Linked DNA regions of Homo sapiens: region 1 is linked to region 2. The links are chromatin loops, found by intact Hi-C in ENCODE. Cell type or tissue: ascending aorta. All regions are shown on one strand. Links, peaks and the distances in the headings refer to the core of each region. The heading gives the core; the rest is flanking DNA. Region 1 overlaps MAP4K3-DT (MAP4K3 divergent transcript). Region 2 overlaps MAP4K3-DT (MAP4K3 divergent transcript).

Region 1 (5,376 bases), core at 275-5,274, 54 kb after region 2:
CTTCAGGCTCCCTGATGGTGAACGTGAATGTCAGTGGCAGCACGAAGGGTAGGATGATCCCCAGATCCCTAGGCCCCTGGATGATGTGACTGGGCACTGACAGGAGTGGCAGTGGGCTGAACAGGCCTGTTTTTAGAGCTCCCAGTGGTGTGTGTGGGCACCACTGTGGTGGGCCAGTTGGGCCCAGTAACTTGTCATCTTTCAACTTTGGTCTTTTTTTAGTAAAAAGGCATAGTAGCATACTTATTTTTAACACTCAGGGTTCTTAGTTGTAAGCAATAGTACCTGACTGTGGCTGATTGAACAGATAAAGAGCTAATTAAAAAGATTATTGCCTGTACAAAGTAGTTGGGAGAGGCAGGCTTGAGGCTAAGCTTCTGGGGTCAAGGCCTGACACTATGCTGCAGAAGTGACCCAATAAAGAAGCTGATGATCTTGCTTTCCCTCAGAGCATGAAATGGCTGCTAGGACCTCAAACTCTACTGCAGCTCTGCCAGCACTGATACTTCTGGACCAGGAACTGATCTTACAACAACTGGTTCCCCAGAAAACTAGATGAGCCTGTTACCACCCTTGTCAGCAAATGAGTCCCAGGCATCACGCCCTTCCTCTGGCTAATTACTTCTAATTAACTTCTAGGTTGGGTACATCTTAGTGGCAGATCCTGGGCTTCATGCCTGTGTTCCAACTACCAAGGTCTCTAGGGAAGCAAATTTTCTGACTTTACTCTGAGGACACAAAACTCACAAGATGGGAAATTCCCCGAACATAGTAAGATGCACAAAAGGTGTGAGGCAGCCAGAAAATATAACATATGTTATCTCTCCAAGAATTGTAAAGACTAAGTGTTATGTCAAGTATTTGGCATGCCTATGAGTTCAATATTTTTTTGTTTCCTTTTCTTTTTTTCTTTATCAGAAATATCCATTTTATCATCAGGTTAACCCCCCAGCCTGGCTTTTGCTTAGGTAGGATTTATAAATAGTGTGGAATAGAGCCTTTCACCCAGGATGAGGACACATGGAAGGGTCTCCACTTTGTACTGCCAATCCCTGGATGGACCTGACCTGTTGGCTTCTGACCCTAGTCCACCCTAACCCATGAAACCTGTTCATTCTTTCCTGTAATATTTGACCTTTTGATTCCTACACCATTGGCTTGCTCATGACCACAGCAACCCACTGACATCCCCCTTTCCATTTTGTCTTAATCTCTTGGCACTTAGACTTTTAGTTTATAATGAAACCTGATAGCTGTTTGATTCTTTCCTAGCTCTGACTTATGAACAGCTTACACAGCATTCTCTTATTTTGCATAATTATTGAAGGAGAGCTACTAAGAAATATTTGGTTGTATCTATTTCTTTTTCTTTTTAGATTTATAAAATAAATTTTCTATCTGTAATGAAAGTGAAGTGAAGAAGGTCTGAAGAGGAGATAAAGACAAAGGGAACAGTTACCAAATGTTTTCCCTATTACTTACCCCAGTGTTCTACTCCTCTTCCTAAGAAATATTCATTGAGACTTTATACAGAAAGGGAAAAATCCCCCAAACCAAAGCCAAAACAAAACTTGATTGAAGCAGTAAGTATCTTTCTTACTGACATTTTTTCCCCCCATACTCTTTTAAGACAGCTTCTGCTTTCTCTTTCATGAAAACTACCCTCACTAAGTTGCCAAAATTTATTTCCAACTTAAACAAAAGGGAGCATTCGCAACATTATCAGCCTGGTATCTAACTGCTGGGACTCTGGACTGAGTGAATGCCACGAGGAGCTGGGGAGAAAGCAGAATGATCATGTTCTACCATCATGGCTCAGGGAGCCAGGAATGATCTGTCCATGATTATTTGTTCAAATTATCCTAATATCTCTCAGCTTCACTTGGCAATCTGGGAAATGTTCTGCTCAGTTGGCTGGAAATGTCTTCGGAATTCTTTAGGCCTGTCTGTATCCTGGAACATGTGAGTTAGAAAAGTATACACAAATAGATATGAAAGATGGTTCTTGTTCAGAGTTGTTTCAGTGCAGTGACTGACTCTTGGGTTAATGGCAATTGAAGCAAAGTCCTATTTTATATCATGGATCTCCTAGAGAGAGCCAGGAAGTTCCACCATAAAATGTTGCAAAGAGTCACCAGACATTTCTTGCTCAACTGAATGTCTCAAAATAAGGCATTATTAGAAAAAGCTGGAGGACATCAGATCAAAACAGCTATCACATCTTTAAGAAATGTAACTTAGAGTGTGGCCCCATCCATTTGCAACAGTGGGAGAACACGACCTAGAGTCAGGCCACTTTGAATCCCAGCTCTCCTACTTTTAGAAGAGCATTTTGGATGAGATATTGGTTCCACTATTATATAATTTCTTTGTTTTACAAAAGCAAAGGGCACAGTTAAAGTACAAATATATTATACCAGCATCCCTTTCTAGCATCTACATTAACTAAGATTCATTAGCTTCTCGGCCATAAAGGTCCTGAAAGAATGGAATAGAGAGTGGTAATTCTACAGAGGGAACCGTTGGGAAATGCCTAGAGTATAATACCATGGAAATGGCAATTCTAGTTGGGGTGCTTAGGTTGTGGTCTCCTGTTGACCATGGGACAGCAGGAGGTCACTGGCATAGCCAAAATCATGCCAGGGTACTCAAAGAGAAATGGAAGGAAGCTCTCAGGCAGACTTCATCTACGGTTAAATTTTGCCTACACTTGGCCCTGCTGAGCATACTTAGGTAAGCAGCAGGGGAAGCAGCAGTGGCAGATCAGAGAAAGTATTCTGTGGATAGGAATGGGAATGAACAGCCAGCATGTTCCTAGCTAGTTGATTTCATGCTGAAGGTATCCATGTTCACAGCCCTGTTGAAGAAGGAGATCCCAGACTTGCTGCCAAGTTTCATCATGGGGCAGTAAGGACCTTATTCTTTCAGGTTCAGTGGTTTTGGCCCAGCTGCAGGAATAACTTGTGCATGGATTGGCAATAGAAACAATTGGAAAGCTACTGGATAAGGACCAGGTGGATGCAAACCTCTCTGCCCCTTTAATATGTGTCTGGTTGTTGGAGGGTTGGTCTGGTTAATTCTGGCAAATCTGTCTGTGGGGCTTCTAAACCCAGCTTCTGGGAGCTCAAGGAACCTGCCTGTTCGCCTTGCCCTGGGTCTGTTACAGGTTTTATTTATTTATTTATTTACTTACTTACTTATTGTGAGACAGGTTATGAGACTGGCTAATTTTTGTATTTTTGGTAGAGGTAGGGTTTCCTTATGTTTCCCTGGTCTTGAACTCCTGGGCTTAAGCAATCCACCTGCCTCGGCCTCCCAAAGTGGTGGGATTACAGGCATGAGCCATCGCTCCTGGCCGGTTACAGGTTTTAAGAACAAGTTCTAAGAACAGTCTAAGATTTTTTGGAACTTCAATGCTGTGTTGAGAGCATAGGTGAAATATTTCCGTTAATACACTGTCATAAAATAGACTGGAAAAACAGGAATGAGCTCTTTTATTCACCAGGTTCAGGAGGGGACACAGGTCCTGAGAAGGGCTGTGATTTTCCCAAGATAACCTGAAAAAGTTTTCCATAGAAGTGGAAACTTCCAAAAAGGAATGAAAAATTAACTATGGGCATGGTTATTACCTCTCATCATCAGGCAGAGTTTACGCAGTAAACTATTGTCATTAAAAAGGGAACAAATATCTTCCACATGCTTCAGAGTTTAACCCACTGTACAAAGACCATATTGCTAAGACACAATTTTACATAAATTCTGGCAGAAAGCCATTTTTTTTCCAGTTTAATGCAGCCCTAGATTTCATGGAAATAAAGTTTTGTTTGGGAGGGATAGTGATAGCTATTTATGCACAGCTAATTCTTGGGCCCTGAAATATAGCTCTGTACTTCCTGTCTTTCTAGGCTGACCATGACTCACTGAATAAGAATCCTTCAATTATTTTGAAAACAGCTGGCTAACTGCAATTTTTCTTCTGTCCTTCCATTTCTGCCATTCATCAGTGTCACTTTCAGGCTTGAAACTGGCTTCTCTACTAGGGTCTCTCTTTCCGGGCAGCGCTTGGAGGTACAGCCACAGGGCATGTCCTTGCCCTGTAATGGTGCAGTTGTTCCTCCCCACGTTGAAGGGAGAGCCCTCATTCCCCATCTCAGATGAGGCCTCCAAGAAAAATGAACCAGGTCAAGACTGCATCTGGGTTGTGGCTGTGTTTTATTGGCTAATCTTTTGGCTTTTTTTCCTTTAGATAAAGTTGATCGTTGCTCATCTTTAATTTTCAGTTTTTATTTTCTCAGCAAGGGTCCATTTTGAGCATCTTCTCTTTTAACCAAGAAAGGATAGTTCTCTTGCAAATCAGATATCTCATTGTTGACAAAAAGGACCAGATCCTTCCTTTTTCTCCCTCCTCAAATGTCTCCCTTTCCCAGCATAAACAAGCTGCTTTCATATAAAGACTTGATTGGCACTCAGGAGACATTTGTTTACTTATTCAGTAAACACTTATCGGGGGTTTGCCTTAAGGAAAGGGACTGCTATGGTTTGAATGATACTGTCCCCTCCAAAATTCATGTTGATCTTCAATGTGACAGTATGAAGAGTTGTGACCTTTAGGAGGTGACTGCTCTCATGAATGGGATTAAATGCCCTTATAAAAGGACTCGATGCAAGGATTTCAATACTCTCTCCTCCCTTTGTCCCTTTCACCATGTGAAGACACTGTTCCTTTTTTCTGGAGGATGCACCAAGATGCCATCTTGGAAGCATAGAACTCCCCTCACCAGACAACAGAGCCAGCTGGTACCTTGATCCCAGTCTTCAGAGCTGGGAGAAATACATTTTTGTCCTTTATAAATTACTCAGTCTGTGGTATTCTGTTATAGCAGCGCAAATGAACTAAGAAGGTGACCAACTGCCCACTTTACCTGGGACTGCCCTGGCTTTAGGACTGAAAGTTCTACATCCCAGGAAACCCCTCAGTTTGGGGCAAACTCAGGCAATTGGTCACTCCAACCCTAAATCAAACACAGTCTAGGAGCTGGGTGTGTAACTGACCATGAGCTTCTTAGGCACTGTGTGACCTTCTGTGGTTCCACGTTCTTTTCTCACAGAGGAAAGCATACCATGGTGGAAAGGGCACTTAATTGGAACCTGGAACCATGGGCTCTGGTCTCAGCTTGGCCATTAAAGAGGCAGGGGCTTAAGGGCAGATCACTGAGCCTCAGTTTCCTCCTCGAAGAGTACAAACGTTGGGTTTGGTGTTCTTTGACTACTTTATCACCCAGAGTCTAAAGGCGATGTAGTAAACCAATTCACACTAATTAATATTCCTAGGTAAGTGTGAGTAGGTCATTAGATATGTTGACATTTGCTGATGAT
Region 2 (5,376 bases), core at 315-5,314:
ATATTTGGCCATCTTATTCAATCTATGGCCTCTTAGCTTCAATGTTCCTGAGAATGTCCTTATATTGTGGCTTTTTTTTTTTTTTTTTTTTTTTTTAGATGGAGTTTCGCTCTTTGTTGCCCAGGCTGGAGTGCAATGGCACAAACTCAGCTCACCACAACCTCCACCTCCCAGGTTCAAGTGATTCTCCTGCTTCAGCCTCCCGAGTAGCTGGGATTACAGGCATGCGCCACCATGCCTGGCTAATTTTGTATTTTTAATGGAGACAGGGTTTCTCCACGTTGGTCAGGCTGGTCTCAAACTCCTGACCTCAGGTGATCCGCCCGCCTCAGCCTCCCAAAGTGCTGGGATTACAGGCGTGAGCCACCATGTCTGGCCTACATTGTGGCTTTAAAAGAGTCAGAAACTCAGCTGGAGAAAAGGTTTTAGGACAGCAAGAGTGCCTTGTATTGTGTTGTGATAGAAACCTCTTCCATAAACATTATCTAGGCCCTGGAATGCCCACACCCACCTTTCATGGGCATGTCACACCCCTTCTTCCCTGCCTGAATGCTCCTGACCCCCATCTGGCCTCCTCAGGTGTTAGACACCCTGCTTCGCTGGCCACAATTCAAGCCCTCACCTGGTTTCCTTGGACTTCATCTGAGAGCTACCTGTCTTTCCTGAGAGAGCTCCAGCTGGCACAGAACCCCTTCCCTTGGGGATACTGGCAAATACATATCCAACTTGCCATAGGCACTGGCAGGAAGCTCAGACCTGTCCTCCTGCCCACAAGCACTGCCTTGAAGGCTCATGCTGGCTCTCTGAGCGCCTGATCCAGTGGCCTGGGTCCTCTGGTCACCTCCCAAGCTGCAGACCATTGATTTCGTTTGCAGCTCTGGGCCAGCGGAACCCCCCGTTCTCATCCTTCCCAACAAAGCACACACTTGAATTTCCCATAACTGCTCTGGTTGCTCACTTTTTGCTTTTTCTTGGAAAGCATCCAGGACGGGAATCTAGCTTAGTACAAAGAGCCTAAATTAATGCTTCTTAGCCTGCACAAAAAAATAATTTTTTGTTATCTTCTCTTTGTTGTCTAATCTGATCCAAGGTGACTTGCAGGAAAGAAATGCTTCCACTAGCAAGTTAAAAGTGTTCATTTTTGCAATCCTAATAGCTGTTTGAAATATAACAGCTTGTTTAGTCCTCTCCCCAGATGAATGTACCTTCATCTTTAGATTTATGATTTGGTTTTTATCTCTTCTGAAAATAGAGACAGATGTACTGGAAGTTCCCTTATCTCTGCCTCTCAGAACTGGGGCCTCTTTTCTGAGTTTTACTTGTCTTCTAGACACCCAAAGCAGCCACTAGTTAGGTTTATTCTTCTTAATTCTCATTTTCTCTCCATATGTTTTCTTCTCTGAGCCCATAAACACATCACCACTCTTCTTTACAAAGGCAGGGCCCCTTACATGATTTAGAACATTCTACATACTGACAGAGCCCTCCAGGTGGCTCAGCTAACTCACCACAGCTTTTATGTCTTTCCAGGTTAGGGAAGGCATTAGGGCCAGAGGTCAGCATGCCCTTCCTGCCAACAGACAGCCTTGCTCCACCCCACTGAGTGTTCTGTTTGGAGTGAAGGCCAAAGGTCTCTGGACTAAAAAAAAATGCCTTTAATTCAAGCCCAAGTTATAAAAGAAAGAATTCCAGCTTCTGCTGTCAGGCCTGCGAGGCTGGCCAAGCTGGAGCATCCTTGACCTTTCTTTTTTCCTTCAGCCGTCCAATGAATTTGTGTCCAATTCGTCCTCCAACCCTCCACAGACAGTTGCATTCTATGATGCCTCTGGTGATTTGGAAGGCGGCCGAGCTAGGCACAAAAATAGGAGCGCCTGAGGCGAGAGATTCTTCCAAGGTTCTTGGTTGTCAGAAAGATGAACATCACCACATGGTTCTAAAAGAAGAGATGAAAGGGATTAACATTGTAAGCAGTTGTGAGATTAGACTCTCCAAGTCACTAGGCTCCAGATGAAGCAGGAGGCATAGCAGAGAAAATCCTGTGCTGGTATCGGTAAAATTATGAGCAAGGTTTTAGAGGATTCATCAGAGGAAGGCTAAGTTGAATGGGCACTAATGAGCTGATGACTCAAATCTAGGAAGGAATAAGATCATAACAACCAAAGCTCTGCATGAAGGTGGGTGCTGTATAATTGTCACATCTACTAGAGACAGGCACTGGTCCCCAAGATGAGACTGGCTGGCCCCTTACCCAGTGAACAAGTTATCAAATACTTAACTAAAATAAGAACTGTGAATATGCCCAGAAGGATTCTTTGCGCATGCACTTAAATATGTTACTCTCCCTATCTTTTATTAAGGCCCTTGTTTGGAGAAGGGACTGAACTAGATGTGCGCATGTCTTAAAAATGCTTACGAATCTTGAGCCTGGTATAACGTAAACACTCAGAAAACACTTTATTGTTTACAGTATAGTAGGACTCATCCCGTCGTGGGGAGCTATGGCAGTGGCCTTGAAAAGAGTGGGTATTAGTACACAAATGTTCAGAATGTCCCACAGTACTACATAGTGCCCAGTTCATGGATGAGCTGCCACTCTGCTGGGACAGGCTTCATCTGTTTATTTCAAATGTATAAATGTTGGGTGTTCTCTTGGTCTTAAAAGGGGTTAGATGTAGCACAGGGCATTTATATTGTCATGAAATCAGTCTGAGAGTGTTGGATGGGGGCATTAATATATGAAATCAGGGAAATAGCTTTTCCCTCATCCTCTTCATCTCCAAGAATATCTTTCTGAGATATTCTCTATTGTTCTGCCCAGTGCAGTTAGGTCTTACTTAGTTTGCCTTGTAAGGTCATTTCAGATTTTAATCGCTCTCCCCATAGGAAGTTTTTCCTGCTGTTCTGCCTGAGTTGCCTTCTGCTTAGTTTTAGTCCATTATGTCTGTAAAGAGAGGGAGGGTTTTATGGGGCAAAAGGCCCAATCATCGTGGGAAGAATGAATCATTCCAAGAACAGTGAGATGGGCTGGAAAGAGAAGGCAGCGAAGGGGCAGGAAGTTGTGGGTGGAATGGGTTACTGAGAACAGCACCAAAACAGTCTGTCTTCTCTCTCCATTACTCCCACTAGGGGGTGCCCAGCATCCCAGAATAATCACTATTGTTAGGAAGTTGAAGTTTGATGTGTCATCTCCTAATAGAAGGGCACTGGTTTCTCCCTGAGGGTTTTCTATATCTCTGCCCTGAGTTGAGAAGAGATCTCTGTGTGTGTATGTGTATGTGTATTGTGTGTGCATATTTGTTTGTGTGTATGTGCTTGTGTATGTGTGGGTTAGAATCAGTAAGTGCACAAATGCCTCTTAAGCATTCATTTAGAGATTCTCAATTCATGGAAATCCTTAGGGATACACTGAGTTTTCCAGGACCCAGCTGACTTGATCTTGAAGTCAGTGGCTGGAGTAGTTGTGGGCCAGAAACATCCTCCTCAGCCCAGGAGAAGTGGCAGCTGATGTATTTTAATTACTGGGAGTCAAGAAGTTGTAGGGATAAGAAATGAGTTCAGCTGAGCGATCAGCTGGAGGTCAGGGATGGAGGAAAGACCCAGGGTGTGTGAGATTCTGAAGTAGAGTGGTGAACAGGTGTGGGATGGATGTCAGGGAGAGGTGAGGGTATCTGGAGGGTTTCCAAACAGCCAGGCCTTCAGGATGGCCACAGCAAAACTTCCAGTTCTGAATGGTTTTGTGGAAAGAACATGGCACCTGGATCTTGGAAGACATGAACTGAAATTTCAGTTCAAGCATTCTATAGCCATGAGACCTGGGGGAATTGGGGCAAGTTATTTCACATCTTTGATCTTCAATTCTCTCATCTTCAAAAGGAGACTAATGATACTAGGGTTAAGTGAGAATTTAAAAAATAATGCATATAATGCACTACATAAATAGAATCTTCTTCCTTTCCCTTTCTCCTACTTGGAAATGGCTGAGAGCAAAGATGCAGTTCTTGCATCCCATGACCACAGAGTTCTAGGACTGCAGCCCTGGGCAAGAGGTTCCACCTTGGCTGCTGGAGTTTTCTGCAACGAAGAACTTCAGTGAGTGTTCAGGGCATGCCTGCAGAACCCTGGTCCTTCTGTTTGGACCAGTGCTCCAAATCTGTAGGCCTTTGGGCCGTAATTTAGAAGCTATTTCTAAATTTTTGAAGGTCTTCTGTCTAGTCCTGAGGCCTTTAGTCTCAGAGAATTAAATTGTCTTACCCAGGGTCGGTCATACAGACTGCCAAAGCCTGGCCTGGCATCCAGGTGCAATGTTCATCTGTGTTACCAGTTCCTCCATGCTAACCTGACAATGACTCACAATTCCTTATAGCACAGTGTTCCAAAGTCTGAGCCACAGACCACCTGTACTAGTAGCAGCCGGTGGGCTTGATAAAAATGCAGATTCCTGGCTCCCTGACAGTCCCGTGCTATCAGATTCTGTAAAGTTTAAAAGTAATGATTTATAAATTTCCCAGACCCGGGTTATACTTTTATATGGAAACATAATGCCTGAATCTGACAGAGCGCTTTTTCATGGAGGAAAGTTGGGACTCTTGGGCAGACTTCCTGTTGCTTTCGTACTCTACAGGTGTTCCTGACCCTGGTATGTATACAGCCATCTCCGCCCTACCTACTTACTTCCTTCCCCCAGAACTTCCTAAAGTGGTTAGGAACAATTGTTGTGAAGGTCACAGCAGACCATTTCTGTGAATGCGAGATGTGTTGGTGCAATTTGAAAAGGTCAATTTGATTGACGCCTGAGCCACAGTGATAACCCAAGGCAGCAGCCCTGTCACTGCTAGCTCCCAACAGTGGTGGCATCTGCAGCCTCGAGCAAAGAGATTGTTTAAACTGATGGAGGGGAAGCTTTAGTTCTTATTTCTGGGAGATTGAGTGGCACCAGGAGAAAGGCTGATCACTAGTTGCAACTTCCTCTGTATTTACAATAGCGTTTGCTGCTAGTTTAGCTGTGTTTAGACTAAAGGTGGGGGCAAAAATTACCCTTCCTCTAAAGCTATGAACCCTGACCTCTCAGTCTAGAGAGAGATGGACTCTGGATATGTGGACAGGCTCTGCGAGATTCTTCCTGACAAGGGCTGTATGAGCCGGCTTTCAGAAGGAACTTATTCATGACGGTGGATCACTATTCAGAGAGACACACTCTTTCTCAAAGAAATGACAGGGGCAGCAGGGACCACATTAAGTTTTGATAGGGTCCTGCAGCTGTTGGGGCAAAAGGGTCTGCCTTGGCCTCTGGGGGTCTCTGCACTGCAGAACTGCAGTGGATGTACAGGGATTGCCGGGGGTTGCAGAAGGATTTTGCGATATGCATTCATGTCAGCT

The links. Hi-C counts contacts between places; a loop is a spot of excess contacts. Peaks named below come from ENCODE experiments on the same cell type or tissue, not always from the same donor. Only the 100,000 strongest peaks of a DNase experiment are listed, where the experiment ranks them.
Region 1: it touches region 2 in a loop (2.2-fold over the local background); 7 of 110 quality-filtered maps call a loop at or near these places.

Annotation. Positions count from the first base shown.
Region 1 is chr2:39,564,820-39,570,195 of GRCh38, forward strand. The region is part of intron 5 of MAP4K3-DT (MAP4K3 divergent transcript); the gene reads left to right. Among named protein-coding and RNA genes, the nearest start is that of TMEM178A, 98 kb to the right of the region's middle. In ascending aorta, for the core only: no CTCF peak of the experiment used is centred there; no DNase peak of the experiment used is centred there; H3K27ac peaks cover 3,732 bases.
Region 2 is chr2:39,510,710-39,516,085 of GRCh38, forward strand. The region is part of intron 3 of MAP4K3-DT (MAP4K3 divergent transcript); the gene reads left to right. Among named protein-coding and RNA genes, the nearest start is that of MAP4K3-DT, 76 kb to the left of the region's middle. RefSeq lists enhancers at 1,399-1,693, 4,926-5,376 and a silencer at 4,617-4,837. In ascending aorta, for the core only: a CTCF peak has its summit at 3,117 (motif pointing right); a DNase peak (open chromatin) is centred at 3,072; H3K27ac peaks cover 2,316 bases.